Linked DNA regions of Homo sapiens: region 2 is linked to region 1. A link is an interaction called in ENCODE POLR2A ChIA-PET data of the cell type or tissue named here. Cell type or tissue: IMR-90. All regions are shown on one strand. Links, peaks and the distances in the headings refer to the core of each region. The heading gives the core; the rest is flanking DNA.

The links. ChIA-PET counts read pairs that join two places held together with the same protein. Peaks named below come from ENCODE experiments on the same cell type or tissue, not always from the same donor. Only the 100,000 strongest peaks of a DNase experiment are listed, where the experiment ranks them.
Region 2: POLR2A ChIA-PET joins it to region 1 with 6 read pairs; 6 of 35 experiments call an interaction of 5 or more read pairs at or near these places.

Annotation. Positions count from the first base shown.
Region 1 is chr20:31,801,909-31,819,335 of GRCh38, reverse strand. It overlaps the pseudogene ATP5MFP7. Among named protein-coding and RNA genes, the nearest start is that of MYLK2, 8.7 kb to the left of the region's middle. RefSeq lists an enhancer at 2,850-3,652. In IMR-90, for the core only: no CTCF peak of the experiment used is centred there; DNase peaks (open chromatin) are centred at 6,775 and 8,835; H3K27ac peaks cover 377 bases.
Region 2 is chr20:31,724,539-31,737,101 of GRCh38, reverse strand. No RefSeq gene overlaps it. Among named protein-coding and RNA genes, the nearest start is that of BCL2L1, 8.0 kb to the right of the region's middle. RefSeq lists a silencer at 8,385-8,561. In IMR-90, for the core only: no CTCF peak of the experiment used is centred there; no DNase peak of the experiment used is centred there.

The DNA of each region.
Region 1 (17,427 bases), core at 5,232-9,231:
CAGAGGCGGAGGCAGGGGTGTGGGCAGTGGAGGCGGGGACGGAGGAGAGGATCTCTTACACCAGGGGCCATGCAGCTGGGACTGCCGCCACCTGTCACTCTTGGCCCCAGTTCAGAGGACACGGCATTCTTCCCATGGCCCGACTGGGGGGAGAATGATGTTGGAACAAGCGAGAAAAGGGAGGGGTATCTGGGACGCTGGGGGAGCAGCCCTTTCCCCAGGCCTTGCTCAGTATCCCTGACTTGGACAGGATCAGAGGGGGCCTGGAAGAAGGGGAGTACTCAGGCAGGCCTGAAGGGCAAGAGTATGCCCAGGCTGAGCCCTGGTCTGCCCACCTGTGTGCCACATCTCCTGGGGCTCCCCAGAACCTGGCTAGAGCCACAAAGTCCCAGGGATAATCTCCCTGACCCTAGTGCCTAGCTCTGTGCCTCGACATCTGGACCTGCTTGCGTCACCTTTGGGTAAGAAATTGTCTCGGGGGCACTTTCTCAACATGTCCATAGGCCTGGAAGCTTTTTCTTTTGAAACTGTCCTTTTCTTGGGCTCCTGGGGACACGGAGGCTGCCCTGAGTAGCCATGGGAGATGGAGAGTGCTCTGTGCCCCTCCCCCAAGCTCATCCAGTTCTCACCCATGACCCACATGGAAGAAGGGGGCTGGCAGAGAGTCTTTTCAAGGATGCTCCACTACAGGGGTGGCCCGAGGGGCACTCTAGCCTGAGGTGTTCGAGATAGGATGAGGACAGCTATGATCCAAGGAGCCTTCCATCACCCAGAGCCTTTCTCAGAGGGGGCTCTTGAGAACTGGCCAGACCTGGGTGCATTAGAAGTAGCTGTAGAGGCCAGAAGCAGTGGTTCACACCTGTAATCCCAACACTTTGGGAAGCTGAGGCAGGAGGATCACTCGAGGCCAGGAGTTGGAGACTGGCCTGGGCAACATAACAAGACCCCGTCTTTATATTTTAAAAAGTAAGATAAAATGAAGTAGCTGTAGAGTGGTTATCCAGGTTCAGGTCCTGACTGCAGCAAACCAGTCACTTCACTCCATGGCCTCGGCTCCTCTGTCAAATGGGAAGCCATTGGAAAAACGCTTGATGAGAGAAAGGAGGGAGAATGCAGCCCCTCTAAGCAGTGGGGAAATAGGAACCTGTAAAAAAAGATTGAGGAAGCTGTTAATGAACTGACAAAAAGTGACCACCAAAGTGGGGGGAATAAAAAAAGCAAGATGCAAAGTAGCATGTAGAGTGTGCTATCCATTTGTGCAAAAAAAAAAGGGAGAATAATATATGAATAATATATATTTCACTTTATGCACATAAGAATTTATTTGGTAGGATAAGCAAGGAACTGGGCCCCAAGGGTGGGAAGGAGACATCACTGTATATACTTTGACTTTTCTGTTTGAACCATGAACTATGTGAACAGGCTACTATTCAAAATGAGTGGGATGTTTTGTTTTGTGAGCAAATGTCAAGGGTTTTTGGTATAAGCTGGTAAAAACCATAGTTGGAGCTCTTTCCCCAGTCTTGACTACTTTTGCTCTGCCTGGCCCTCCTCTCCAGGCCCGGTCCTCCTCTCCTCCATTTCTCTTCTTTAAGGTCCAGTTAACAGTCTGCCTCTTCCAGGAAGCAAAAGTAACAGCTGATGCCTATACGGTACTGACCACGTGCCTGGCCTCGCTCTGCATGCTCTCATGTTGATCCACCCAAATGGTCTTCAGAAGAACCCAGTGCGGTAGGTACTAGAGAGATGGGGAAACCAAGGCATGGAGAGGTTATGTAATTTACTCAAAGTCACAGCTTGGAAGGGGCTGAACTGAGCTCTGAACCCAGGTCCCCTGCAGAAAGGGAGCTTCCACTTGCTGAGCACCTGTCATTCGTTTTAGCCATCTTGCCTTTAAGCATCATCTTGATGATAACTCTGTGGGGAGCGCTCATCTCATTTTCTGCATGAGGACGAGGAGAGTTAAAGGAATCAGTAGCTTGCCCAAAGTCACTCAGCAAGGAAGGGAGTTGAGCTTGGAATGTCGTTCTTCAAACTCCAAAGCCCTCTTCCCTTCCTAAAATGTCCCAGCCTGTGCCTTGCCCCCTTCTCCCTGCTGAGTAACCCCTTTGTGGATCTTGCAGCATTCAAAAGGTTGAAATGTTTCCTGTCCTAATGCGGATCATTAGGACCTCCTGGCCCTCTATCTGGCCCAGAGCATGTTTTAGTTTAATTTGGAATGTTGGGTCCCCTGCTTCTGGCCTCCCCACAGTGCCCCAGCTGATCCCACCATTGGTTGACACTGTCTGGGAGCCCCCTGAAGGCCAGGGGCTAAACACATCCCCAGCACAGAGTGGACTTGCCCATCAGTGTCTGATGAGTAAATAACTGATTAACCAGAAGGCTCCAGACTGGAGTTTGTTACCTCCCTATGCTGGACCTTGCTGGCATCTCCTTGTTATTATTGTGGTTATCAATACCAGTCATTTATTGAGTGCCCACCAACGGCCAGGCCAGACTATGCCAAAGATCCAGCTCCCTGGATCCTCAGAAGGGACTGTAGGGGCCAATGTTACACCATTTTAAAGGTGTGGAAACTGATGCTCACAGAGGGAAGTGGCTTGTCCCCACAGTCACTCAGCTAGTGAATGGCTTCAAACTACCCACATTCAAATCCAGAGCCACCTCCCAATGAGACCAAAATCCAGCCTGGGACAACTTCAGGGGCATTAGTGCTACTTTTGTTATAATTATTATTCCCAAATAATTACTCTTATTGAACTCTTTCTAAAATGGACCAGGCCCTGGGGTAAGCAGCTTCATGAGTATCCTTCCTTCGAGTCTTACAACTCCCTACCATGCAGTGATTAGGAGATCTGTCAATGAAGCGCTGCGACCAGTAACTGTGAGCTTGGAACAATGTCTTCACCTGTTTCCTCATCCGTAAGGAGAGCATCTGCCTCCCAGGAGGTAGATAAAGCATTACAACAGTGAGTGTGAGCATAGCGAGTGCTGTATAAATGTCAGCTCTTTAATCCCCATTTCACAGATGTGACAGGAAAACTGAGTCACAGGGCAAAGTCATAGAGTTGGGATTGGACCCATCTAACCCAAGGCTCTGCTCATAACTGCTCTGCCCCATTGCCTCCCTCTCACAGCATGGCTGCGAGCATTTAGCCAGCACACATGTAAAGAGTGCCCAATGGCACAGTACCTACAGCACTGTGGGGGCCTGATAATGTCGTGGACACCCCAGGTAGAGGGTTCATCTGTTCCCGCCAGCTCCCCTGCAGTGCCTCCCACTGGGATGAGAGTCTGGCCTGGTTCCGAATCTACGGGACTGCCTGCTCCAGCCAGCTGCTCCCTGGGAGTCCCCAAGCTTCTCAGCACTCCCTTGGAGGCACAGGGGTGGGGCACGGGGAAACTTCCTCCACCCACCTAGGGGCTGCCAGAGCCCCTGCCCACCCTCAAGAAGGGGCTTCCCCGCCCTGCACCAGCTGTGCAGACACCCTCTTTGCCTCTACAGGGGCAGGACAGGAAGTGGGGCAATGCCAAGACCAATTAAACCCGCCAGGGGAATTAAGGTCAGCAGGATGCAATTATGCCTGTTGGATTTAACAAGGCCAGAGGGAAGGTTTCTCCAGCCAGAGTTCACGGCTCCTTAGGCCTCTTGCCCTGTGTAGCTCTGCCTTCCAGGAGCCTAGGCTTCCAGGCTCACCTAGCTCTGGAAGAATGTGTTGGGGGTGAAGGGGTTAACTTCACCCAGGCACTGCTTCCTTGGCTCTGGAGAGGAAATCAGTTCAGCCAAGAGGCTTTAAAAGGACCTGTTCGGAGAAGTCATGCCCAGTCTGACCCTCTCCCTGCCCAGCTGTGATGGAAAATCCAAAGAGTTGAGCAACAACCTTTCTGACTCCAAAGAGAGCAGCCAACTCCCCTCACAGCCTTCCCTCTGCTCCTGTTTGAGAGCCACTCAAGGCTGCATTAGCACGTTGTTTTCTCTCGCCCTCTCCCACCTTGGACCCCTGAGCCCAGGGCCTTGGCAGGACCTCTCAGGCCTCTGGAAAAGCCCTAGGTAAGGTTGCTGTCCTTACAGCAGACCCTGTCCTTCCAGCCAAGCTAGTAAGCAGAGGTCTGTGGGCGTTCTGTGTGCAAATTGGACATAGGTTTCTCCGAAAACGCAATTGACACACTGTTCCATCCCACAGTTATAGAATTTTATTGCTAAGATTAATTACTGGGGGCTCTACTGTGACAAGGACTAAACTGGTCACTTTCAGGACACAGAGATGAAATTGGGGGAGAGCTATAGAATCACTGCATATTACATTTTAGGTGAAAAAAGACTATAAAAATCAACCATGCCTGTAATCCTAGCATGTTAAGAGGCCGAGGCTGGAGGATCACTTGAGCCCAGGAGTTCACGACCAGCCTGCGCAACATGGTGAGACCCCATCTCTGCAAAAAAATTTAAAAATTCGCCAGGCGTGGCAGTGCACACCTGTGGTCCCAAGCTACTCAGGAGGCTGAGGTAGAAGGATTGCTTGACACCAGGAGGTTGAGGCTGCAGTGAGCCATGATTGTGTCACTGCACTATGGCCTGGGTGACAGGGTGGGCCCCTGTCTCAATAAATAAATTAAATAAAAATCAGCCATAGAGCGGGATCCTTTTTGTTCAAAATATTTACAAAGAAGATGGCTGGAGGGATATAAATGGACATATTTACAGGCGTAGAAATAGAGATTATTTTTATTCTTTATTCATCTAGATTTTCCAACTTTTTTGGAAATGACTTGTAACTCTTAATCAGATCAATAAGTAATTCCAAATATATCAACGTGGACACAGATTTCTTCAGAGAGAAAATGGTAAGAGCTATAAAACACCATGAAAGGACTTCTTGGCTCAGGGCCTCAGAGAACTCGCAATTCAGCTACTGCAAGGCTTTCTCAGTAACTAAGCCCCAGAGTTGGTTTAAAATGAAGCCTCCTGGCTGGGCGAAGTGGCTCATGCCTGTAATCTCAGCACTTTCGGAGGACAAGGCAGGCGGATCACTTGAGATCAGGAGTTCAAGCCCAGCCTGGCCAACATGATGAAACACCATCTCTACTAAAAATATAAAAATTAGCCGGGCATGGTGGTGAGCACCTGTAATCCCAGCTACTCGGGAGGCTGAGGCATGAAAATCACTTGAACCCAGGAAGCAGAGGTTGCAGTGAGCCAAGCTTATGCCACTGCACTCCAGCCTGGGCAATAGAGCAAGACTAAGTCTCAAAAATAAAAATAAAATAAAAAATAAAATGGAGCTTCCTTGGAATGAGGCCCCAGAAATGTCTATAAACCAGCATTTCAGGTGATTTTTCATGCACATCCAAGTTCAAGAACCACCAAGTCAGAGAGCCAGCTCTCTAGAAAGCATCCTGAGAGCCTTGGAAGAGGGAACAGATTTGAGGCACTGTCCTGACAGTCACCCTGGTGCAGTCAGTGGAGAGCTTCCAGGATTCATATCCCTATAACCCAGGGCCACACTTCTCAACCCTGATGCACACTGAAAACACCTGGAGAGTTTCTACAACTCTTGAAGTCTGAGCCCCTCCTCAGCTCAGACCAATTAAGAACATTTGGAGTGGGGCCCAGAATGTTGGTATTTTTAAAAATCTCTCCAAAAGATTCTGATGTGTGGCAGGGTGAAGAGCCACTGATCTAAGGCTTTCCTAGGACAGGAACTTCATTTTCTTTTTTGTATGTTTCTTTTTTTTTTTTTTTTTTTGAGCCGGAGTCTTGCTCTTTTACCCAGGCTGGAGTACAGTCGTGCAATCTCTGCTCACTGCAACCTCCACCTCCTGGGTTCAAGTGATTCTTCTGCCTCAGCCTCCTGAGTAGCTGGGATTACAGTTGTACACTACCATGCTCAGCTAATTTTTTGCATTTTTAGTAGAAACAGGGTTTCACCATTTTGGCCAGGCTGCTCTCAAACTCCTGACCTCAAGCAATCCACCCACCTTGGCCTCCCTATAATCCCAAAGTGCTAGGATTATAGGCGTGAGCCACTGCGCCCAGCCAGAAACTTCAATTTCTGTTTCCCTTGAATGCCCTCCAACATAAGGTAGGAAAAATAGTACACACAGCAGGTATTCTTTCTGACGGTGTTGACTGGGTACCCCATCCCAATATCTGAGACCCTTGGAGTCCAGATGCCAGTGCAAAACAGATGCAGACTACATCACATTCAATTTCATATCCCAAGTACCTAGTACAATACGTGGTGCTGTTGTGGTTAGTAGTAATAGCCACTAACGTTCATTGTGTATTTACAATGTGTCAGACAGAGATATTAACTCTTTTAATCTTCAGAGCAACCTTATGAGGTAGATACTATAATCACTCCCATTTCCAAAAGGAAACTGAGGCACAGAGGAGTTTCAGAGGTAGTAAATGGCGGGCTGGAATTTAAATCCAAACTCTCTTGCTCCAGAGCCCTCACATTTAATTACTACTCCGTACCACAAAGCAATGCCCATTGAAAAATAAATTCATAAGTGAGTGAAGAATCAGTTTGGTTGCCCTAGGGCCTGACATTCAGTAGGTGCTCTGTAAATGTGGAAGAATAAATGCACCTACTTGGTAGGACCCTGGAACAATGGGAAACCAAGAGCAGCCCCTCCTTCATTCCTCCTCTCCCATTCCAGCCCAACTTCTGCAGCATAAACAGCAAAGCCAAAAATAGCGATCTAATGACGTCAGACGAACAAGGTCATCTGAAAATTGCCCACAGCCACTGGACACCTCCCTATAGGATCAAGTAGCAGGAGGGTACCCCAGGCTGGTGCAGCTGTTCCAAGAACAGGAAACGTCCCGGGAGCAGACTTGGAAGCACCATCACATAAAGGCAGAAGCAGTAGGGGGAAACCACAGACATACCAAACAGTAGAAGCAAGACCAAGTGTGGAGTATAGACCTAGAAGATAAGAGTAATTCGACTTTATCTGCACTAGAAGTCACTCCCATCACCCGATCCCAGGAAATGGCTCGAGGAGCAGAGAATGCATGTTCTGTCCTCTTACACAGGACAGCTTCCCAGCCTGCCATTGCGCTATTTATAAAACTTCAGGTCCGTTTGCTAAACTGGGCTACCATAAGAACCAGGGGGTGCATGGCAAGCTCTGAGCAGCTGCTGGGGGAAGAAGACCCTGCCTGAGATGGTGAGGGGCCTCCAAATAAAGGATGAGGGGTGGGCTAGGCAAGGCACCTCCTGGCTGCAATCCACTTGGCACGGTGACCACCTTGGCTATCATTCAGGCCTGCTGAGGCTTGTGACTTAACTGACTGGCAGCTGCCACATCCCTGACGGGATCCAGCATGGTCCGAGATGCCCGCTGTGCTGACAGGGTGAAAGCAAGGAGAGGACCTGCCTCCCAGTGTCTGAGAAGCTTAGCTGGAGGTTCCCACAGCAAGGTCAAGAGTTCAGTGAGGGCTCCAGCTCAAATCCAGAAAAAGCCAGGCCCTATCCTCCTGGAGCTGGCTCTGGTCAAGGGATGCAAGTTGCTGCGGTAGAAAGGACACTGGAGGGCAGATGGACGTGGGTCCAAATTCTGACTCTGCCATTTATTAGCAGCATGACTTTGGATGAGTAACTTAAACTCTGAGCCTCGGTTTCCTCATCTGTCATATGACTTGTTGGAAGAACATATGGAAAAGCATTCTTCCCTCCGTCTTCATTCTGGGAATGGAGTCTTGGCTAAGGAGATAAAACATCCACTCAACAAGCTCAGCAGCTCTCCCGTGTCTAACTCAGTCAGACTGTACAAAGGTGACCCCTCAAGGGGCTGTGGAAGGGAGGAAGATGTTCTCACCCTGAGACAGGCTCTTGACTGGCTGGGCACTAAGGTCACAGGAGAGTGGCTGCTGGCTCCTTGGCCCATGGGTACCTGCATTAGGAGACCTGTTGTCTGTCAGGATTTGCAGGTCCCTCTCCTGGCACAGTGGTCCTCACACTTAGGCACGCATCACTGTCCCCTGGAGTGCTTGTTAAAATATACGTTGCTGGGCCCCACCCTCAGCGTGCCTGACTCAGTAGGTCTAGTGTGGGAATAAAGAATTTGCATTTCTAGTCCCTGATGATGCTGTTGCTGCTGGGCCACAGACCACACTCTGAGGACCACTGTCTTAGAGAATAAAAGTCCCACAGGCCAAGATGCTTAGGCCTCTGAGTAGCTCACAAGAGTAGCGTTGTGGTGTATGTGGGGAAACACAGAACACTGAGACCCAGTCATCAGTACAGCAAATGTTCCAAGGAGAGAGAGATGCACAAAAAGTGAAGCTCTGGCCTGGCGCGGTGGCTCACGCCTGTAATCCCAGCACTTTGGGAGCTTGAGACCAACCTGGCCGACATGGTGAAACCCTGTCTCTACTAAAAATACAAAAAAAATTAGCCGGGCCTGGTGGCAGGCACCTGTAATCCCAGCTACCCGGGAAGCTGAGGCAGGAGAATTGCTTGAACCCAAGAGATGGAGGGTGCAGTGAGCCGAGATGACACCACTGCACTCCAGCCTGGGCGACAGAGCGAGACTCTATCTCAAAAAAAAAAAAAAGTGAAGTGGTTTCATGAAGGGGAGGCGCACTGGCAACCCCTCCCAGCTCCTGAGTGACTGTGTGCTCTGTGTTGCTTCCCCCATTCGTTTTCTATTGCTGCAGTAACAAACTACCAAGAGAGAAAAAGCCTCTCTTGCTTGAACAAACTCCCATGAACCTCCTCCCCTGCAGAGATGTCTCCCTGCTTCTTTTGGCCAGCTGTTAACTAGAAGCTGCTGACCCTATCCTGTCAGGTTGTTAGCTGTGGGAAAATAGCAAAGGCCTCTGGCAATCCTTGGTGACACAGCCACTGACAACACTGAATATGTGACTCAAGCACGGCCACTCTGAGTCACACTGGCTAGCTGGGTGGGTAACAGTCACCATTGCTGCCCACAGTGCCTTTGGGGCATGGTAAGGCGGGAGAGAAATTCCCCTCCACTGTGCTAGAGGAAGGGTCCTTTCTAGCAAGATCATTCTAACTTCTATGAGGAGACTGAGACCCAGAGAATATAAACAACATGTTCAAAGTCACAAAGCGAGAGCAGCTCTCCCAGTTCCCAATCTAGGGTTTATTCCATGAAATAATTCTGTATTTCTCTTGAACCCTGTGCCAGTTATCCAAAAATAACCCAGGTCTCCTTGTCCATGAACACGTAAAAACTGAATCGCAACGGAGAGAAACAGAAAAAGAACAAGGTAAAGTCCATTTTATGGTGACATCCTTAAACTGCCTCCAACAATAGAAGGATTACTTCCAAAATAATCTCAATCTTGGGGGGGAAATCATATCTTGGATGGGAAGGACTTCTTTGTGGCAGTCTGCAAGAATTCACTGAACATTCTATGCAGTCTTTAACCAGTTCCAAGGTCAAGAAAAACATCAGAAAATATGTGTGCGTGTCAAGGGGACAGAATTATTCAGGGATTAGTCCCCTGGAGTGATCTGGGCTAGATTTCCGTTTCCAGAACAACCCTTGGAAAGTCCTCAACAAGATAGAACACTGGTCTCCAACATACTTCGTTGAAGTCCACATGGAAACCCAGGGACAGGAGAGCTTGCTCTCTTGCAGGGATTGAACAACTGGCTATAGAAGACATATAAATATAAAAGTAGGGCTGGTTTGGCTTAAAAAACTGCCTAGAAAAAAATCTAAAAATATTTAAGCTGAAAGGAGCCTTATTAATTGTTCCAGCTCAATCTTATTTGACGGATGTGGAAATTGAAGCCCCCAAAAGAGGAATAACTTGTTAAAGGTTACCCATCATTTCTCTAACCGGAGTGAGATTATAATCCCACCCTTCTTCCCAAAAGACACATCACAGCCCCAGGTAGAGTCTTTGTTTTGTTTTGTTTTGCTTTGTTTTGTTTTTCTAGATGGAGTCTTGCTCTGTCGCCCAGGCTGGAGTGCAGTGGCATGATCTTGGCTCACTGCAACCTCCGCCTCCCAGGTTCAAGCGATTCTCCTGCCGCAGCCTCCTGAGTAGCTGGGATTACAGGCGCCTGTCACCACGCTTGGCTAATTTTTGTATTTTTAGTATAGACAGGGTTTCACAATGTTGGTCAGGCTGGTCTCAAACTCCTGACTTTGTGATCCACCTGCCTCGGCCTCCCAAAGTGCTGGGATTACAGGCGTGAGCCACCGCACCCAACCTCCTGGTAGAGTTAAGAAAGACTAAGAGCTTTCTCCTTTCAAATCTGATCTAAAGTAGAGACAACAAATCTACTTGAAAATGTGGCATCCCAAGACTTTAAAGAACATAACTAGAATTATCTCCAGAAAGGCTTTGTTAAATGCCAATGAACGTTGTCTCTGGACATGGGTGTTAGTAATGTTGACATCATATCAGCCAAAAAGAGCTTTCCATTCAGCAAATGTGCAAGCCAGGATAATGTCATTAACTATGCTTTTGGGAAGGGCTTCTATTCACTTTCAAGCTTATATTTTAATTACAAACATAGACTGGTAAGTGGTTTGAGAACCACCATTTAAAGTTTAGAGACAGCAGACACCAGGACTCCACAATGGCATCAGTCATACCAATGAAGAAGAAACTCATTCATGGATGTCATATTAGTAGAGCTGCCAAGCTGGATACTGATTTTACCACCAAAGGCATTGTTGAAGCGTTTCAAAGAGGTTACCACAGATACTATTAAATACAACAAGCATGACAACATGAAAAAAGGGAGTGTCACCAGGGTTTCCATGGTGCTGGCAGCTTACGTGCCTTTTGGCCACTGCCTTTCTTATAAGGAGCTCAAACATAAGAACCACCGAAGAGGGGCCAGTGTGGAGAGCACACTCCGCACTCTTGACCATAACCTCCTTGGCCCAGAATCCCTCCATGAGGAATGTGATCATTGCTGAATCTTTTTATCCAAATGAAAATAAACCTCCAAATAAAAGATGACTAGTAAACAATAATAATAATAAAGTTTAGAGACAAACATGATGTGTTAGGGGGAAGCAAATGCAGACAATTCTGTCCTGCAAATAGAGCTAAGAAAAATCCTTTGTAAAATAAGCACTTTCAATGTGGAGAAGCAAACTCAGAACAATGGAATAGCATCCTGCTGTTAAAATTGGTATTTACAAAGTATGCAATAATACAGGAAAAATGAGTTACTATTATGCTAAATGAAAAATAATACCAGCTGGGTGCTGTGGCTCACGCCTGTAATCCCAGCACTTTGGGAGGCCGAGGCGGGTGGATCACGATGTCAGGAGTTCAAGACCAGCCTGACCAACATGGTAAAACCTCATCTGCACTAAAAACACAAAAATTAGCCAGGCGTGGTGGTGCGTGCCTGTAATCTCAGCTACTCAGGAGGCTGAGGCAGGAGAATTGTTTGAACCCGGAAGGCGGAGGTTGCAGTGAGCTGAGATCATGCCACTGCACTCCAGCCTGGGCAACAGAGGGAAACTCCGTCTCAAAAAAGAAAGAAAAAGAAAAGAATACTATATATATACATATACATATATATATATACATACACACACACACACACACACACATATATATATATATAGAGAGAGAGAGAGAGAAAAGCTCTACTATGTATAAAACCAAAGTTTTACAAAAGAAAAAAAAAAACCCCACTCATCTGTGTCACAGAGTGTCCCTGAGTATGGTGATAGAGGTGCGTCAGTGCAAGGCTACAGCCTTCTCCTCTCTCTTCACCACTAAGCAAGCTTAAATAAGGCTGCCCCAGACTGCTTTTCACATTACAAGTTATGACCACTGACTAGTATCTTGACCCACTGGAAATGTCTCCCACCCTTGCTCCTGAAAGAAGACCTGAGACCATCAGTGCCCAAACAAGCTGGGCAATAGCACTTGGATGCAACTCTTCATGCATTCACACACCTGCAATGTTCTGGGACACCAGTCCCATGCTATGTGGGTCTCTTCAGATCTGACAGCCCAAGTTTCTATTTCCTCTCTGACCAATAATGCTTTAAAAAAAAAAAAAAAAAAAGGTGGGGGAAGGGCATTTGATGCCATCAGACCAGGTTTAGTCTGTTGAAATCATTCTTTCATGATAAAACCTAGTACTTGCTTAGGCCTTTCCCCTGACCCTCCTGGTCTGAGTGAAATGTCAGCATTTGTGAAGCTGTTTCAGGAAGCTGATACTTTCAGCACATAGAGCCATGGTTTGGCCTGAGCCCAGACTCTTATTCATTTACGAGGAGAATAGCAAAAATCATCAAACATTTCCAATGTCAGCAACCTTTACTACAGCTTTAGAAAATAGAGTAGGTGTGCAAGAAGACAGGGAAACAAGTAAAAAGCATGCTTTTGTCCCCAGGCTTTTTTGTAGCAACTACACTGGCTTCAGCTGGATAACAAATTGTCCTGGAATTCTTGGCTTTGGAGCAAACATGTCAGCTCCCTGGTTACGCCTTCGTCATTGCCCAAAGTACCACACACTTTAACCTTCCTGCTCTTTCCATAGGCCTGGGTTTGTCCCGTATCCAGGAAACTTTATATGTTGTCTAAACTGAGCATCCCAGCAGGCTACGAGGCAGATGGCAGCTCAGGATTCAGAATGTTGACCAATTCCTACCTGGATCCACACCACCAAGCTGTAACTCAGCCTGCCTCTGCAGAAATAGGAGCCCAGCCACGTGGCTAACAGCTTTTTTAACTGCTGCTCTCAGCAATGAGGAACTTCCCCAGCAGACAAGATTCAGTAAGACGGCCTTCATCGAGAGAAATGAAAAGGAAGCAATATCAAGATTGATCCAACAGGATATACAGGTTCAACCAAACACTCAAGACAATACGCAAGCCCCCAAAGCTCAATTAAGCCAGGAGGAGATGAGGACCAGGTGCTGCTACCTTGCCCTCTAGTCCTTGGGACCTCAGGTCACAAACCCAGGACATCATGCAGGTCTGCCTCCATGTCACTAGATTGTCATAAGAGGCTTCATACTTGTCAGGAAGGAAGCCAGGACATGCCTGAGGTGGCACCTGAACTACATCTTTAAAATGCACAACATGTATGAAAAAACCAAGGTACAGAGTGTAAAGTATGATGCTATTTGTGTAAAAAAATAAGAGAAGGAGGGTAGGTAGGAGTATGTATAGGAAGAAACAGTCTCTGCAAGGGAACTTAAGAAACTGGCAGCACTATCTCTGGGGAGGGGAGCTGAGCAGTTGGGAAGAAAAGGCAGGAGGAAGACTCTACGTTTGTATCTTTTCAATTCAGAACTATGTGAATGTATAACCTTTTAAAGAACAAATTAAAATTTTTAAAAATGCATAATGCTACTACTATCTTATTTCTTTTAAAAAAAATGCTCTATGTGTGTGCTCAGAGAAAACATTCTGGAAGAATCCTATTGCGAACCATGGGTTACACTGGGACGTGGGAGTAGGGGAAGGAAGGAGACTTTCGTGTTTTATTTCATACAGTTAGTAGCATTTTACTTGTTTCCAAAAGGCAGTACTACTTTTGCAAATTTTACTTTAAAAAAAAAAAAAAAAACCTTTACAAACTGCAACCTCACTTTCAAAAACAATCCCTAAACTCCCACAGCACTCTGTCTCACATTACTGAATCACATCCCATCTTGTGTTACGATTATTCGTGTCCAGGTCTCATCTCTGTTAAATGCTGGAGCAACTGCAACTTTGTTCTGTCTACCATGCTGGCTCCACTTCCCAGGGACAAGACTCTAGAAAAAAGACCTGGTAAGGAATAAAACAATCAAAATGGTAACCAAGCAATTACACAGGACAAAACAATCAACCAAAGCTAAGAGTGAGCAGTAATCTTATACATATATTAATTAGTACAAGAATATCGCTGGGCGTTGTGGCTCACGCCTGTAATCCCAGCACTTTGGGAGGCCGAGTCAGGCAGATCACCTGAGATCGGGAGTTCAAGACCAGCCTGACCAACATGGAGAAACCCCCTCTCTACTAAAAATACAAAATTAGCCAGGTGCATGCCTGTAATCCCAGCTACTCGGGAGGCTGAGGCAGAATTGCTTGAACCTGCAAGGCAGAGGTTGCAGTGAGCTGACAACACGCCACTGCACTCCAGCCTGGGTGACAACAGCAAAACCCCGTTTCAAAAAAAAAAAAATATCAGCAATAGGAAATCATGGCCAAGTTAAAAATGCACTGAAAACAAAGCAGCATGCTTCCCAGATTTCCCAGAATTCCCAGGAATTCTGACAATCTGCATGTGTGTATGTGCTAGGAGCTTTGCAAAATAGCCAAGCAAAGGCCAGGCATGGTGGCTCACACTTGTAATCCCAGCACTTTGGGAGGCTGAGGTGGGCAGATCCCTTGAGGTCAGGAGCTCGAGACCAGCCTGGACAAAATGGCGAAATCCCGTCTCTACTAAAAATACAAAAATTAGCTTGGTGTGGTGGCATGTGCCTGTAATCCCAGCTACTCAGGAGGCTGAGGCAGGAGAATCGCTTGGAGGCAGAGGTTGCAGTGAGCCAAGACAGTGCCACTGCAGTCCAGCCTGGGTGACAGAGCGAGATCTCCCAAAAAAAAAAAAAAAAAAAGGCGAGCAAAAAGTAGCAGCTAAATTCTTAAAATTCAGTAAATTCTTATCTCAGGATATGTTCTTTATTTAGGAAAATTCCTGAGTGACCTGAGTGTGGAAAGATGATGCTCCTATTAGCACATGGCCTGAAGGGATGAATAAAATAATTTTTCTGTAAAATGCAAGCAGAAAGTTTGAGTTTCTGGGAAAAATGGGAGAGTGTGCTAGAAAAATGAAGGTGATGTGCGGTGGTCCAGAAAAAGAGGGCTCAGTACTAGGCAAGAGACCATGTGGTGGAGGAAAAGATTGCCCCTGGGAAACTGAGAAATTTTGGGAAGCAAGAGGCACTGAATGTTGACATCTCAGTGTTAAGCTACTTTCTCTAAAGTAATGTAACTCCTCTTTGTGGCCTCTAACAGACTGTCACTTATTACCACTGACATGAGTTTGCACAGGGGATTATCCAGAATGGAGCAAATGGGGCAGAAGGATCCCTCACATCCATAATTCTCAGTAACACTCCCAAAACCCTCAATCTGAGGGCCGGATTTATTCCCCTGCCTGAAACAACAACGAACAAAACCAGACAAGGTATATGAAAAAATGATTCCAGATGGAAATACATGAATGATAGTGATAGAGGAGAAATGCTGATACCAGTAGAGAGAAAATCTACAAAGAACAGACACAGAGATCAAGAGATAAGCAGAAGTGGAAAAAAACAAGAGGAAATCAGAAAAAAAATGAATGCTGCTGTGAACCCACAAGAAATAAAAGGACTAGGGTAGAACTGGATTTCTCACAGTACAAGGGATGGACCCTGTCTCTGTTTGGGGCTGACACCTGGGTGCCCTCTATAAGAAAGAAAGGTGCCCACCTTTCTTTCACTCTCCAAATCCAATCTGTTAGGAAGTCTTGTTAGTTACAACTTTAAAACACATTCAGAACCCAACCACTTCTCCTCTCTGCCACTGCTACCACCCTAACCCAAGTCACTGTCAGCTCTCACCTGCACAACAGCCGAGAACCTCCTCGCCTTCCCAATTACAATTTCACATGCCCCCGACTCCCAACCCATCTATTCACATAGCAGTCAGCACGTCTGTCACCTTACACAAGAGCTTAAATTATTTGCTTACTGTCTCTCTCTCCTACTAAAATGTTAGCTCCATGAAGGCAAGGTCTTTTTTTTTGTTCATTGACGTATTCCCAGAGACTAGAACAGTGCTAAGGTATACACAGTCATCCCTCAGTATCCGTGGAGAATTGGTTCCAGGACACCCCTTCATTCTCCACTCTTCACGCATCAGTTTATGGGGGTTCAGGAGGACCAGGATCTGCAAATCATACTGTGAGAAACACCATCTTGCTTTGTCAATTAATGCTGGGACTACAATGACTTGTACATAAGAGATTCATATATGCTCACTGAATAAAAAAATGAATATAAAATAAGTTTCAGGTCATATATGGTACCTAGGACTAGCCTGGGCAGAATCCAGATGCTTTTGTATCTCCTAGCACACGCAATGAATGATAGAGTTGATACTCAAAAATGATGTGAATTCTAAAAGAAAATATATTGTTTAACATGGACCTAAGCCAATTCTGTGCCAGCCACAATAAACAAGAGATGGCTATGGCAATTCTTGTCTTCAAGGAACTTACATATCTGTATCTCTATTAATTTGTGAACAAGTTCAAGTAACTCAGATATAGTATAACTGCTCTACTCGAGATGTATACAAGAAACATTTACGAGTCACAGCCAGGCGCGGTGGCTCATGCCTGTAATCCCAGCACTTTAGGAGGCCGAGGCGGACGGATCACGAAGTCAGGAGATCGAGACCATCCTGGCTAACACAGTGAAACCCCATCTCTACTAAAAACACAAAAAATTAGCTGGGTGTGGTCACGGGCACCTGTAGTCCCAGCTACTCGGGAGGCTGAGGCAGGAGAATGGCGTGAACCTGAGTGGCGGAGCTTGCAGTGAGCCAAGATCACGCCACTGCACTCCAGCCTGGGCGACAGAGTGAAACTCCGTCTCAAAAAAAGAGAAACATTTGGGAGTCACAAAGAAGGAAGTGACCATCTTTACTGAGGAGGTCAGAGGTCAAGGAAAGATTTCTAAAAAAGATTTAACTTAGGCCGGGCGCGGTGGCTAACACCTGTAATCCCAGCACTTTGGGAGGCCAAGGTGGGTGGATCACTTGAGGTCAGGAGTTGGAGATCAGCCTGGCTAACATGGTGAAACCCCATCTCTACTAAAAATAGAAAAATTAGCCAGGCATGGTGGCACACACCTGTAATCCCAGCTACTTGGGAGGCTGAGGCAGAATCGTTTGAACCCAGGAGGCGGGAGGCTGCAGTGAGCAGAGATTGTGCCACTGCTCTCCAGCCTAGGTGACAGAGCGAGACTCCATCTCAAAAAAAAAATTTAACTTGAGCTGAGTCTTTAGGGAAGAAGGTACAGTCTGTGTGAAGGCATAACATACATGATTAAGTGGTTACTGAGAGAGAGTTAACAGAATATGGAGATATTCTGACATAAGACAGAAAAAAATTACAAAGTACTGTCCTGGGCCGGGCATGGTGGCTCACGCCTGTAATCCCAGCACTTTGGGAGGCCGAGGCGGGTGGATCACAAGGTCAGGAGATCGAGACCATCCTGGCTAACACGGTGAAACCCTGTCTCTACTTAAAATACAAAAAAAATAATTAGCCGGGAATGATGGCGGGCGCCTGTAATCCCAGCTACTCGGGAGGCTGAGGCAGGAGAATGGCGTGAACCCAGGAGGCAGAGCTTACAGTGAGAAGAGATCGCACCACTGCACTCCAGCCTGGGCGACAGAGCGAGACTCCATCT
Region 2 (12,563 bases), core at 6,444-10,443, 83 kb after region 1:
AAGACTCTACCTCAAAAACAAAGGGATGGGGGAGTGGTAGTTGTTGTGGTGGTTGTTTTGTTATTTTGAGATAGGGTCTTGCTGTCACCCAGGCTGGAGTGCAGTGGCAGGATCACGGCTCACTCCAACCCCAACCTCCCAGACTCAAGTGATCTTCCCACCTCAGCCTCCCACAGTGCTGGGATTACAGGCATGAGCCATGGCACCTTGTCTAAAAAGAGGTATTTTTGGCCTGGCGCGGTGGCTCACGCCTGTAATCCCAGCACTTTGGGAGACCGAGGCGGGTGGATCACGAGGTCAGGAGACTGAGACCATCCTGGCTAACACGGTGAAACCCTGTCTCTACTAAAAATACAAAAAAAATTAGCCGGGCATGGTGGCGGGTGCCTGTAGTCCCAGCTACTTGGGAGGCTGAGGCAGAAGAATGGCATGAACCCGGGAGGCGGAGCTTGCAGTGAGCCAAGATCGCGCCACTGCACTCCAGCCTGGGTGACTGAGCAAGACTCCGTCTCAAAAAAAAAAAAAGTATTTTTGCTGGGCACAGTGACTCATGCCTGTAATCCCAGCACTTTGGGAGGCCAAGGCGGCCAGATCACCTCAGGTCGGGAGTTCCAGACCAGCCTGACCAACATGGAGAAACCCCGTCTCTACTAAAAATAGAAAATTAACCGGGCATGGTGGCAGGCGCCTGTAATCCCAGCTACTCGGGAGTCTGAGGCAGGAGAATCGCTTGAACCCGGGAGGTGGAGGTTGTGGTGAGCCAGGATCGCGCCATTGCACTCCAGCCTGGGCAACAAGAGTGAAACTCCATCTCAAAAATAAATAAATAAATAAAGGTATTTTTAAGTATGGTATTGTCGTAGAAGTTAAAAGTGGGGGAAATCAGTAGAAGAGTTTAAGAGTCCAGAAACACACTCAGCCAGTTATGGTGGCTCATGCCTGTAATCTTAGCACTTTGGAAAGCAGAGGCGGGAAGATTGCTTGAGCCAGGAGTTTGAAATCAGCCTGGACAACATGGCAAGATACAAAAAACTTTTAAAATTAGCCAGGTGAGGTGGTGCGTACCTGTAGTCCCAGCTACTCAAGAAGCTGAGGTATGAGGATCACTTGAGCTTGGGAGGTCAAGGCTGCAGCGAGCCATGATTCTCCAGCCTGGGCGACAGAGCTGGGTCCTGTCTTTAAAAACAAAAACAAAATCCAGAACTCATGTATATCAGAATTTAGTAGGCCAGGCGCAGTGGCTCACGCCTGTAATCCCAGCACTTCAGGAGGCCGGGGGTGGGGGGCGGGGGCAGATCACTTGAGGTCAGGAGTTCGAGACCAGCCTGGGCAACATGGCAAAACCCCTTCTCTACAAAAAATACAAAACTTAATAGGCCTGGCACAGTGGCTCATGCCTGTAATCCCAGCACTTTGGGAGGCTGAGGAGGGGGGGTCACGAGGTCAGGAGTTTGAGACCAGCCTGGCCAACATAATGAAACCCCGTCTCTACAAAAAATACAAAAATTAGCCAGGTATGGTGGTACGCACCTGTAGTCCCAGCTACTCAGGAGGCTGAGGCAGGAGAATCGCTTGAACCCAGGAGGCAGAGGTTGCAGTGAGCCAAGACCATGCCATTGCACTCCATCCTGGGTGACAGAGTGAGACTCTGTCTCAAAAAAAACAAACAAACAAAAACAAAAATTAGCTGGGCATGGTGGTACTCACCTGTAGTCCCAGCTACTCCAGAGGCTGAGGTGGGAAGATCGTCTGAACCTGGAAGGTGGAGGTTGCAGTGAGCTGAAATCAGGCCACTACACTCCAGCCTGGGAGACAGAGCAAGATCCTGTCCCCCAACCCTCCACTAAAAAAAAGAAGAAACAAAACTGGCCATCAAACACATGAAGGTGCTCAGCCTCACTATAATAAAGGAAATTGAAACAAGAAAGTTCCATTTTTCACCCATCAGATTAACCAAAATTAAAAGTTTGATAGTATCAGAAATTTGTAAGGTAACTCAGCAGGTAGGAGTATAGATGGGTGTGGACAACTATTGACAACTATTTTTTTTTTTTTTGAGACAGAGTCTCTGTCTGTCGCTCAGGCTGGCATGTAGTGGCACAATCTCAGCTCACTACAACTTCTGACTCCTGGGTTCAAACAATTCTTGTGCCTCAGCCTCCCTGAGTAGCTGGGATTACAAGCACCTCACAGCATGCCCGGCTAATTTTTTAATTTTTTTTTTTTTTGAGACAAAATTTCGCTCTTTCACCCAGGCTGGAGTGCAATGGCGTGATCTCGGCTCACTGAACCTCCCCCTTCCGGGAAGTGATTCTCCTGCATCAGCCTCCTGAGTAGCTGGGATTACAGGCACCCACTATGACGCCCAGCTAATTTTTTAGTTTTTAGTAGAGACGGGGTTTCACCATGTTGGCCAGGCTGGTTTGGAACTCCTGACCACAGGTGATCTGCCCGCCTCAGCCTCCCAAAATGCAGAGATTACAGGTGTGAGCCACTGCGCTCAGCCTATTGACAACTATTAAAATGTCAAATAAGTATGCCCTATGATGTAGGACTTCCATTTCTAGGTTTCATTCCAAGAGATAACACTCATCCAGTCACACAAATGCCCAGTTGCTGCAGCATTTATTGAGCACCTGCTATGTGCCAAGTCACCATACTAAGTGTGGGGATACCACAGTAAAAAGACAGACAAAATTCCTGTCCTCGTGGAACTGTTATTCTAGGGGAGAAGACAGATGCCAGATGAGATAAATAAGTAAATGATCTAGTGTATTAGCAGGTGATAAATGCAAAACCATTTGCTCGCGAGGCCCTGAAGTGTGGATGGCAATACAAGGAGAAAGGCAGGAGCTGGATAGATGGTGGGGCAAAGGGAGGGCAGGGGTCTGCCTGGGCTGTGACTGTCCCACTTTCAGCACCCACATCACCCAACAACCAGGCATGTGCCTGCCAACAATGGAGTAGACAGGCTTGGGTCAAGGTGGGGGTAAAGGTAGTTTGCCTTATATTAGGAAGGAAGAAGCATCAGAACTATTGTTGTCTGGGGACTACTAGGCAGAAGGTAACTGACTGAATGAATAAATGAATGAATGAGGCAATGCCAGGAGGCCAGGATGTATGCAAGAGCTTCCCAATTCCTTCCAAATGAACAGGAGGTAAGCCTGGTCCAAGAGTTTCCTCTCCTATCATTTTACCTGCTTATGTTAGGCTGAGCTTCAAGTTCTCGTTCTCTGTGAATGGGAGACTATGTGGTCTGAATCACTGAAGCAGAATTTCAGGGCTGGAAAGAAGGATAGACACATCTGGTCCACTCTGTTCACAATTTCAGTTATCATCGAGGGAAGGGAACAAGAGTGGAAATAAGGAAATCAATTAGTAGTTCATTGCAATGTAGTTGTAAGAAATTGGAAACCACCTAAATTTTCACAAATCGAGGAATATTTCAATCAACTGCCTACAGAATGGAACACTAAGCAGCAGTTTAAAAAAGTTCCATGGATCTGGACTGACAGGAGAGGATCTTTGAGATATATTTTTGAGTTAAAAAAAATGAATTGCATGGCTGGGCGCGGTGGCTCATGCATGTAATCCCAGCACCTTGGGAGGCTGAGGCAGGTGGATCACCTGAGGTCAAGAGTTTGGGACCAGCCTGGCCAACATGGTGAAACCCGGTGTCTACTAAAAATACAAAATTAGCCAGGCGTGGTGGTGGGCGCCTGTAATCCCACCACTCAGGAGGCTGAGGCAGGAGAATCACTTCAACCCGGGAGGCGGAGGTTGCAGTGAGCTGAGATCGCGCCACTGCACTCCAGCCTGGGCAACAAGAGTGAAACTCCGTCTCAAAAAAATGAATTGCTGATTGACATAAATTCATTATGACATCATTATGTTTTTAAAATACTCAAAATAATGTTCCACTTTTCCCATGGGTGTGTATAAGTAACCATTAGTACTTACCACATGCTAACCACTATTAGAAGTATTTTACACATATTAACTCATATATCCTAACAATAACCCTATGAGATAGTTAATGTTACCACACCCATTTTATAGATTGTAGAAATTGAGGCTTAAAAAGATTAGACAATTTATCTGAGATCATACAGCTTTTGTGGTGACAAAATCAAGATTTGAGCCCAGGAAGGCCTACTCCAGAGACCAATCCCCTAACCATTGCCTTGGACTGCCTCTCCTATGTGGATATATATATAGAGAGAAAGTTATGGAAAAATTCATAACAAACTAACAAGAATGGGAAATTCAGAGGGGAGAAGTTAAACTGGATTTATACAGAGAAAGGATAGATAATTTGAGTCTTTAATTAAAAAAAAAAAGAATGTTAGCTGGGTGCGGTGGCTCACGCTTGTAATCCCAGCACTTTAGGAGGCTGAGGTGGGTGGATCACCTGAGGTCAGGAGTTCGAGACCAGCCTGGCCAACATGACGAAACCCCATCTCTACTAAAAATAAAAAACTTAGCCAGGTGGTGGTGGGCGCCTGTAGTTCCAGCTACTCGGGAGGCTGAGGCAGGAGAATTGCTCGAATCCGGGAGGCAGAGGTTGAGGTGAGCTGAGATTGCGCCATTGTACTCCAGCCTGGGCAACAAGAGTGAAACTCCATCTCAAAAAATAATGATAAAAATAAATAAATTCAAATCACCCAAATAATACACAGCAACACTCTTTTTTATTTATGTAATTATTTTATTTTATTTATTTTTGAGATGGAGTCTCACTCTGTCGCCCAGGCTGGTGTGCAGTGGTGCCATCTCGGCTACTGCAACCTCCGCCTCCCGAGTTAAAGCGATTCTCCTGCCTCAGCCTCCCGAGTAGCTGGGATTACAGGCATGCACCACCACGCCCGGCTAATTTTCTATTTTTAGTAGAGACGGGGTTTCTCCATGTTGGTCAGGCTGGTCTCGAACTCCCAACCTCAGGTGATCCGCCTGCCTCGGCCTCCCAAAATGCTGGGATTACAGGCATGAGCCACCACACCCAGACTTTTTTTTTTTTTTTGTAATAGTAAAACTGCAAAGGAGAGAGAAGGAGGAGCCAGTGAGGTAGAAAGTTATTTAAGCTCTCAAACTCTGTTTTGAAAAAGTGAGAGATTAACTGGGTGTGGTGGCACATGCCTATAGTCCTACCTACTCTGGATGCTGAGATGAGAGGGTTGCTTGAGCCCAGGAGGTTGAGGCTGCAGTGTGCTGTGATGATGCCACCTCACTCCAGCTTGGGTGAGAGAATGAGACCCTGTCTCGAAAAATAATAAATAATGAGCGAGAAAGAAAGAACCAGCCTCTACTGCTGCCCCTAACAAATCTGATCCTCCACTCTGTGTCTCTTAGTCCCTCCACCATCTAACTAGTGGTCACTAGGCCAGAAATCTGGACCTGCCTTCCAGCTTCATGGAGGCTTCCTACTCCATTGGCTCCGGGTGATGACTTAACTTCCAGACACCTCCAAACGAGGTGACTTCGATCACCCAAAGACACTCCTCTGGAGAAGGTTGCAGGTATAAATAATTGATGACAGCTGTCAAAAGGATCCCCAGGATCGCTTGGACCCGGGAGGTCAAGGCTGCAGTGAGCTATGATTACACTGCTGCACTCTAGCCTGGGCAACAGAGTCATACCCTGTCTCGGAAAACAAACAAAAAAAAGGTTCCCCAGAAAAGTCAGCACTGTGGCACTGTTTTTTTTTTGTTTTTTTTTTTTATTCTTCCAGTCTTCCATCCAACCAAGTGTTGGGGCTCAGAAAATGATGCTCCAAAATATGGTGCTTTGGCATGCTGGGTGCTTTGAACAAAGGAGATTGAAAGGCCTCAGAAATAAGCCTCAGAAACAAGGTCTCCCTCTGACCTTCTGCTCCCTGTCCCCATCATTCCCTTCCAAAGAGCAGGAGGGAGCAGTTGCGGAAGTTCTTTCCCTTATATGACTGAGGGAAGTTCTTCCAATTGTATTAAATGCAATTGTCTTAAACTCTCTTCCTAGAAATCTCATCAAACAACCAGGGAAGATTAGTCACCAGAGAGGAGATTAAAAGTAACCACCACATCCAGACAGGCTATTGCCTATTCTTCCAGAGACTGTTCCAAAACAACTTTTTTTTTTTTTTTGAGACGGAGTCTCGCTCTGTCGCCCAGGCTGGAGTGCAGTGGTGCAATCTTGGCTCACTGCAAGCTCCGCCTGCCGGGTTCATGCCATTCTCCTGCCTCAGCCTCCTGAGTAGCTGGGACTACAGTCACCCGCCACCACGCCCAGCTAATTTTTTGTATTTTTAGTAGGGACGGGGTTTCACTGTGTTAGCCAGGATGGTCTCGATCTCCTGACCTCGTGATCCACCTGCCTCAGCCTCTCAAAGTGCTGAGATTACAGGCATAAGTCACCGCGCCCGCCCCTTTTTTTTTTTCTTAAAGGCAGAGTCTCGCTCTGTCCACCAAGCTGGAGTACAGTGGCGCAATCTTGGCTCACTGCAATCTCCGCCTCCCAGGTTCAAGCGATTCTCCTGCCTCAGCCTCCTGAGTAGCTGGGATTATAAGCATGCACCACCACACTGGCTAATTTTTGTATTTTTAGTAGAGACAGGGTTTCACCATGTTGGCCAGGCTGGTCTTGAACTCCTGACCTCAGGTGATCTGCCCGCCTCGGCCTCCCAAAGTGCTGAGATTACAGGCGTGAGCCACCGCGCCCAGCCGCAGGGGGTTATTTTCAGTAAGCACATGTAAGATTGGTGGTAGCAGTTTGAGACCAGCCTACGCAACATAGTGAGTCCCCGTCTCTATAAAAATTAAAAAAAAAAAAATTGCTGGGTGTGGTGGTGCACACCTGCAGTCCCAGCAACTCAGGAGGCTGAAGTGGGAGGATCATTTGAGCCTGGGAGTTTGAGGCTGCAGTGAACTATGATTGTGCCACCATACTCCAGCCTGGGCAACAGAGGGAGACCCTATCTCAATTTAAAAAAAAAAAAAAAGAATGATTCGAAGACTTTTTAATGCAAATACAGATACCTCATATATCTATATCTATCCACACACGCATTTTTATATATTCATATAATGTCTGTGTGTGTTCATATGTTTTTCAAATTTCTCATTTAAAAAGTAAAGTTTTTTTTTTTTTTTTTGAGACAAAGTCTCTTCTGTCACCCAGGCTAGAGTGTAATCTTGGCTCACTGCAACCTCTGCCTCCCAGGTTCAAGTGATTCTCCTGCCTCAGCCTCCTGAGTAGCTGTGATTACAAGCGCCCGCTAGCACACCCAGCTAATTTTTTGTATTTTTAGTAAAGACAGGGTTTCACCATATTGGCCAGGCTGGTTTTGAACCCCTGACCTCAAGTGATCTGCCCACCTCGACCTTCCAAAGTGCTAGGATTACAGGCATGAGCCACCATGCCAGGCCAAAAGTAATGCTTTCTTATTTTAATATTTGGAAAATACACGGAAGGTAAGGGATTAAAAATCACCTATTGATTACAGTGTACACTCTTTATGTGATGGGCACATTAAAAGTCCAGACTTCACCAACTATATAATTCATCTACTATGTAACCCAAAACCACTTGTACCCCTAAAGCTATATGTTATATATATGAAAAAATACTGAAAATAATAAAGAATAAAGAAAAATAACTATAACGTAGCCTTTAGTGGCACTATCTCTACTATTAGCATTTTAGTATATTTCCTCTTGTCTTTTAAACATTGATTTTATTAACAGAGTAGATACAAATACATATATGCAATGTATGAAAGGTATAAAGAATAATGAGGCAAAAAAAGTCTCTGTACATATGTACAATTCAACAAGAAAACCATTTTCATTGTCTTTTCTTTCTACTTTGTTTCTTTTTTTTTTGAGACGGAGTCTTGCACTGTCGCTCAGGCTGGAGTGCAATGGCGCGATCTTGGCTCACTGCAACCTCCACCTCCCAGGTTCAAGCGACTCTCCTGCCTCAGCTTCCGGAGTAGCTGAGATTACAGGCACCCGCCACCATGCCCAGCTAATTTTTTGTATTTTTAATAGAGACGGGGGTTTCACTATGTTGGCCAGGCTGGTCTCGAACTCCTGACTTTATGATCAATCTGCCTTGGCCTCCCAAAGTGCTGGGATTACAGGTGTAAGCCACCACACCCGGCCTTGTTCCTTTTTATTTAAATTGTTTACTACTATTCTGTTTCAGACAGAGATCATTATTTTTGAAGCTTCCAATTTCATCTTGTTCCCTAGGTTAATCCAATACCCTCTCGTGTTAATGTCCAATAGCTATCATGACTTTTTTTTTTTTTTTTGAAAGAGAGTCCCTCTCTGTTGCCCAAGCTGGAGGGCAGTGGCAGGATCTCAGCTCCCTGCAACCTCTGCCTCCTGGATGCAAGCAATTCTCACGCTTCAGCCTCCAGAGTATCTGGGACTACATGTGCACACCACCACACCCAGCAAATTTTTAGTAGAAATGGCGTTTTGCCATGTTGGCCAGAGTGGTCTCAAACTCCTGGCCTCAAGTGATCTGCCCGCCTTGGCCTCCAGAAGTGCTGGGATTACAGGCATGAGCCACTGCACCCAGCCTATCATGACTTTTGTGTTTGTTATTCTCTTACCACGTAGGTATATAAGGTATATATATATATATGTTATCTACTATTGGAGAGCAAATTACCCCCAAACTTAGCAGCTTAAAATCACAATAATGTATTATTTCATACAATTTCTGAGCATCAGGAATCCAGCTTAATGGAGTGGTTCTGGTTCAGGGTCTCTAATAAGGTTGTCATCACCTGAAGGCTTGACTGGGGCAGGAGGACCCTCACATGACTGTCGGCCTCTCCATAGGGCTGCTCCCAACATGGCAGCTGGCTTCCCCCAGAGTGAGAGAGAGACCACAAACACAAAGACGGAAGCCACAATCTTTTGGGGGTTTTTGTTTTGTTTTTTGTTTTTTTTTGAGATGGAGTCTCCCTCTGTCACCCAGGCTGGAGTGCAGTGGTGGGATCTCGGCCTACTGCAAGCTCCACCTCCCGAGTTCATGCCATTCTCCTGCCTCAGCCTCCTGAGTAGCTGGGACTACAGGCGCCCACCACCACGCCCAGCTAATTTTGTTTTTTTTATTTTTAGTAGAGATGGGGTTATACCATGTTAGCCAGGATGGTCTCAATCTCCTGACCTCATGATCCACCCGCCTCGGCCTCCCAAAGTGCTGAGATTACAGGTATGAGCCACCGCGCCCAGCTGAAGCCACAATCTTTCGTAACAAAGTCTTGAAAGTGACATAACCCCAGCTTGGGCAATATGGCGAAACACCGTCTCTACAAAAAAATACAAAAATTAGCTGGGTGTGGTGGCACATGCCTGTGGTCCCAGCTACTAGGGAGACTGAGGTGGGAGGATTGCTTGGGCCTGGGAGGTCAAGGCTGCAGTGAGCCGTGATTGTGTCACTGCACTACAGCCTGGGCAACAGCGAGACCCTGTCAAGAAAAGAAAGAAAGAAAGAGAGAGAGAGAGAGAAGAAGGGAGGGAAAGAAACATTCCATCGCTGTAATTTGTCATTAGTCACACAGAACAACTGTGGTTCAGTGTGGGAGGGAAACACACAAAGGCATGAATACGAAGAGGCAGGGATATTTAGGTGCCATCTTGGAGGAAGCTAGATGCTACAAACTCTAAATTGTATATTGCCTATTTCTAAACTGTATATAAGTAGAATCTTCCTACATTATTCTTTTGCCATTTTTTCCATTCAATATGTTTCTGAGATTCCCTTTTTTTTTTTTTTTGAGAGGGTGTCTTACTCTGTCACCCAGGCTGGAGTACAGTGGTATGATCACAGCTCACTGTAGCCTTGACCTCCCAGGCTTAAGCGATTCTTTTGCCTCAATCTACTCAGTTGCTAGGGACAACAGGTGTATGCCACCAGGCCTGGCTAATTGTTCTTTTTCTGTTTTTGTTTTTGTTTTATTTTGTAGAGAGGGGGTCTCACTATATTGCCTAGGCTGGTATTGAACTCCTGGGCTCAAGCATCTTTCCGCCTTGGACTCCCAAAGTGGTGGGATTACAGGTGTGAGCCACCATGGCTGGTCTGTTTCTGGGATTCTTCTTTTTTTTTTGAGGCAGAGTCTCACTCTGTTGCCCAGGCTGGAGTGTGGTGGCATGCTCTCAGCTCATTGCAAACTCTGTCTCCTGGGTTCAAGTGATTCTCCTGCCTCAGCCTCCTGAGTAGCTGGGATTACAGGCACCTGCCACCATGCCTAGCTAATTTTTGTATTTGTAGTAGAGACGGACTTTCACCATGTTGGCCAGGCTGGTCTTGAACCCCTGACCTCGTGATCCACCCGCCTTGGCCTCCCAAAGTGTTGGTACTACAGACGTGAGCCACTGTGCCCGGCCAAAGTTAGCATGTTTTTAGATAGTGTTATATAATTAAAAATAATAGCTGGACGCAATGGCTCACGCCTGTAATCCCAGCACTTTGAGAGGCCGAGGCCGGCGGATCACAAAGTCAGGAGTTCGAGACCAGCCTGACCAACATGGTGAGACAGGAGAATCACTTGAAGCCGGGAGGCACAGGTTGCAGTAAGCCGAGGTTGTGCCACTGCACTCCGGCCTTGGCGATAGAACAAGACTCTGTATCAAAAAAAAAAAAAAAAAAAAGAGGGAGGCTGAGGCCAGAGAATCGCTTGAACCCAGGAGGCAGAGGTTGCAGTGAGCCAAGATCATGCCACTGCACTCCAGCCTGGGCAACAGAGCAAGACTCCATCTCAAAAAAAAAAAAAAAAGAAAAAGAAAAAAGAAAAAAAATACAAAGTTATGTGTAGACAACATAGAGAAGTATAAAAAAGAAAACTTATTTTCTTTAGATTTAAATGTAACTTATTTTCTTTAAATTAGATTCCAGTCAAAGATCATTTGAGAGCCATTTTCAAGACTTGCAAAATTCTTTTTCCAAAATATGTATCCATCTTTCCAAAATATAAATTTCTTCATGTTCTTTCTGGTTTAAAAAAATCTTTGCTGGCTCCTCTGGTGCTATTTGATGTGCTGCTCGCATGGATACACATTTATATTCCATCCCCTCTCCACCACTCCCCTCAGCCATCCCAATTTATTTCCAGGACACCATGGGCTCTCACGCTGGGCTGCCAGGCCTTCGCTCAAGCAATATCTTCTGCTTAAAATGCTCCTACATCCTTTCTCACCCAAGCAAAATTCTATTCTTTTGAGGGCCAGTTCAGTAAAGCCCCTATCTGTGGACAGAGTTTATCTGCCCTCTGCTGGGCTCCCAAAGCACACTGAGGCTTCCATAATGATAGTTTTCACATTGAGATAATTGTGGCACCATAGGTTCAAAAATGTAAATCAGACCGGGCGCGCTGGCTCACACCTGTAATCCCAGCACTTTGGGAGGCCAAGGTGGGCGGATCACGAGGTCAGGAGTTCGAGACTAGCCTGACCAACTGGTGAAACCCCGTCTCTACTAAAAATACAAAAATTAGCCGGGCGTGGTGGCAGGTGCCTGTAATCCCAGCTACTCAGGAGGCTGAGGCAGGAGAATCACTTGAACCCAGGAGGCGAAGGCTGCAGTGAGCCGAGATCGCACCACCGCACTCCAGCTTGGGTGACAGAGCAAGACTCCATCTCGAAAAACAGCAAAAAAAATGTAAATCAGAGCCAGGTGTGGTGGCTAATGCCTGTAATTCCAGGACTTTGGGAGGCCGACATAGACAGATCACTTGAGCCCAGGAGTTTGAGACCAGCCTGGGCAACATGGGGAAACTCCATTCTCTACAAAAAATACAAAAATTAGCTGGGTGTGGAGGTGCGAGCCTGTATTCACAACTACTGGGGAGGCTGAGGTGGGAGGATCACCTGGGATGGGGAGGTCGAGGCTGCTGTGAGCTGAGATCACACCATTGCACTGCAGGCTGGGTGACATACCCTGTCTCAAAAAAAAAAAAAAAAAAAAGGCCGGGCACGGTGGCTCATGTCTGTAATCCCAGCACTTTGGGAGGCTGAGGCAGTCGGATCACCTGAGGTCAGCAGTTTGAGACCAGCCTGGCCAAAATGGTGAAACCCTGTCTCTACTAAAAATACAAAAATTAGCCGGGCGTGGTGGTGTGTACCTGTAGTCCCAGATACTAGGGAGGCTGAGGCAGGACAATCACTTGAACCTGGCGGGCAGAGTTTACAGTGAGCCAAGATAGCACCACTGCACTCCAGCCTGTGCAACAGAGCAAGACTCCATCTCGAACAAACAACAATAACAAAAAAAAAAAAAAAAATGAGGAAAGAGTTCAACAGAAAGACCACCTGAAAAAGGGGTAAACAATATGAAGAAAATTCACCAATACAAGATCCACCACCCTCCAAAGAAAGACTAAAAAATATGACAAATTGCTCAACTTCATTCATAATAAAAAAAGAAATATGAAAGTGCCTTCGGTTTTTACCCATCTAATTGGCAAGGATAAAACATTTGATAACACACTGTGTGGTTCAGGGTGTAAGGAAATTGGCGGGGCGCGGTGGCTCACGCCTGTAAACGATTCTCCTGTAAGCGAGTCTGCTGCCTCA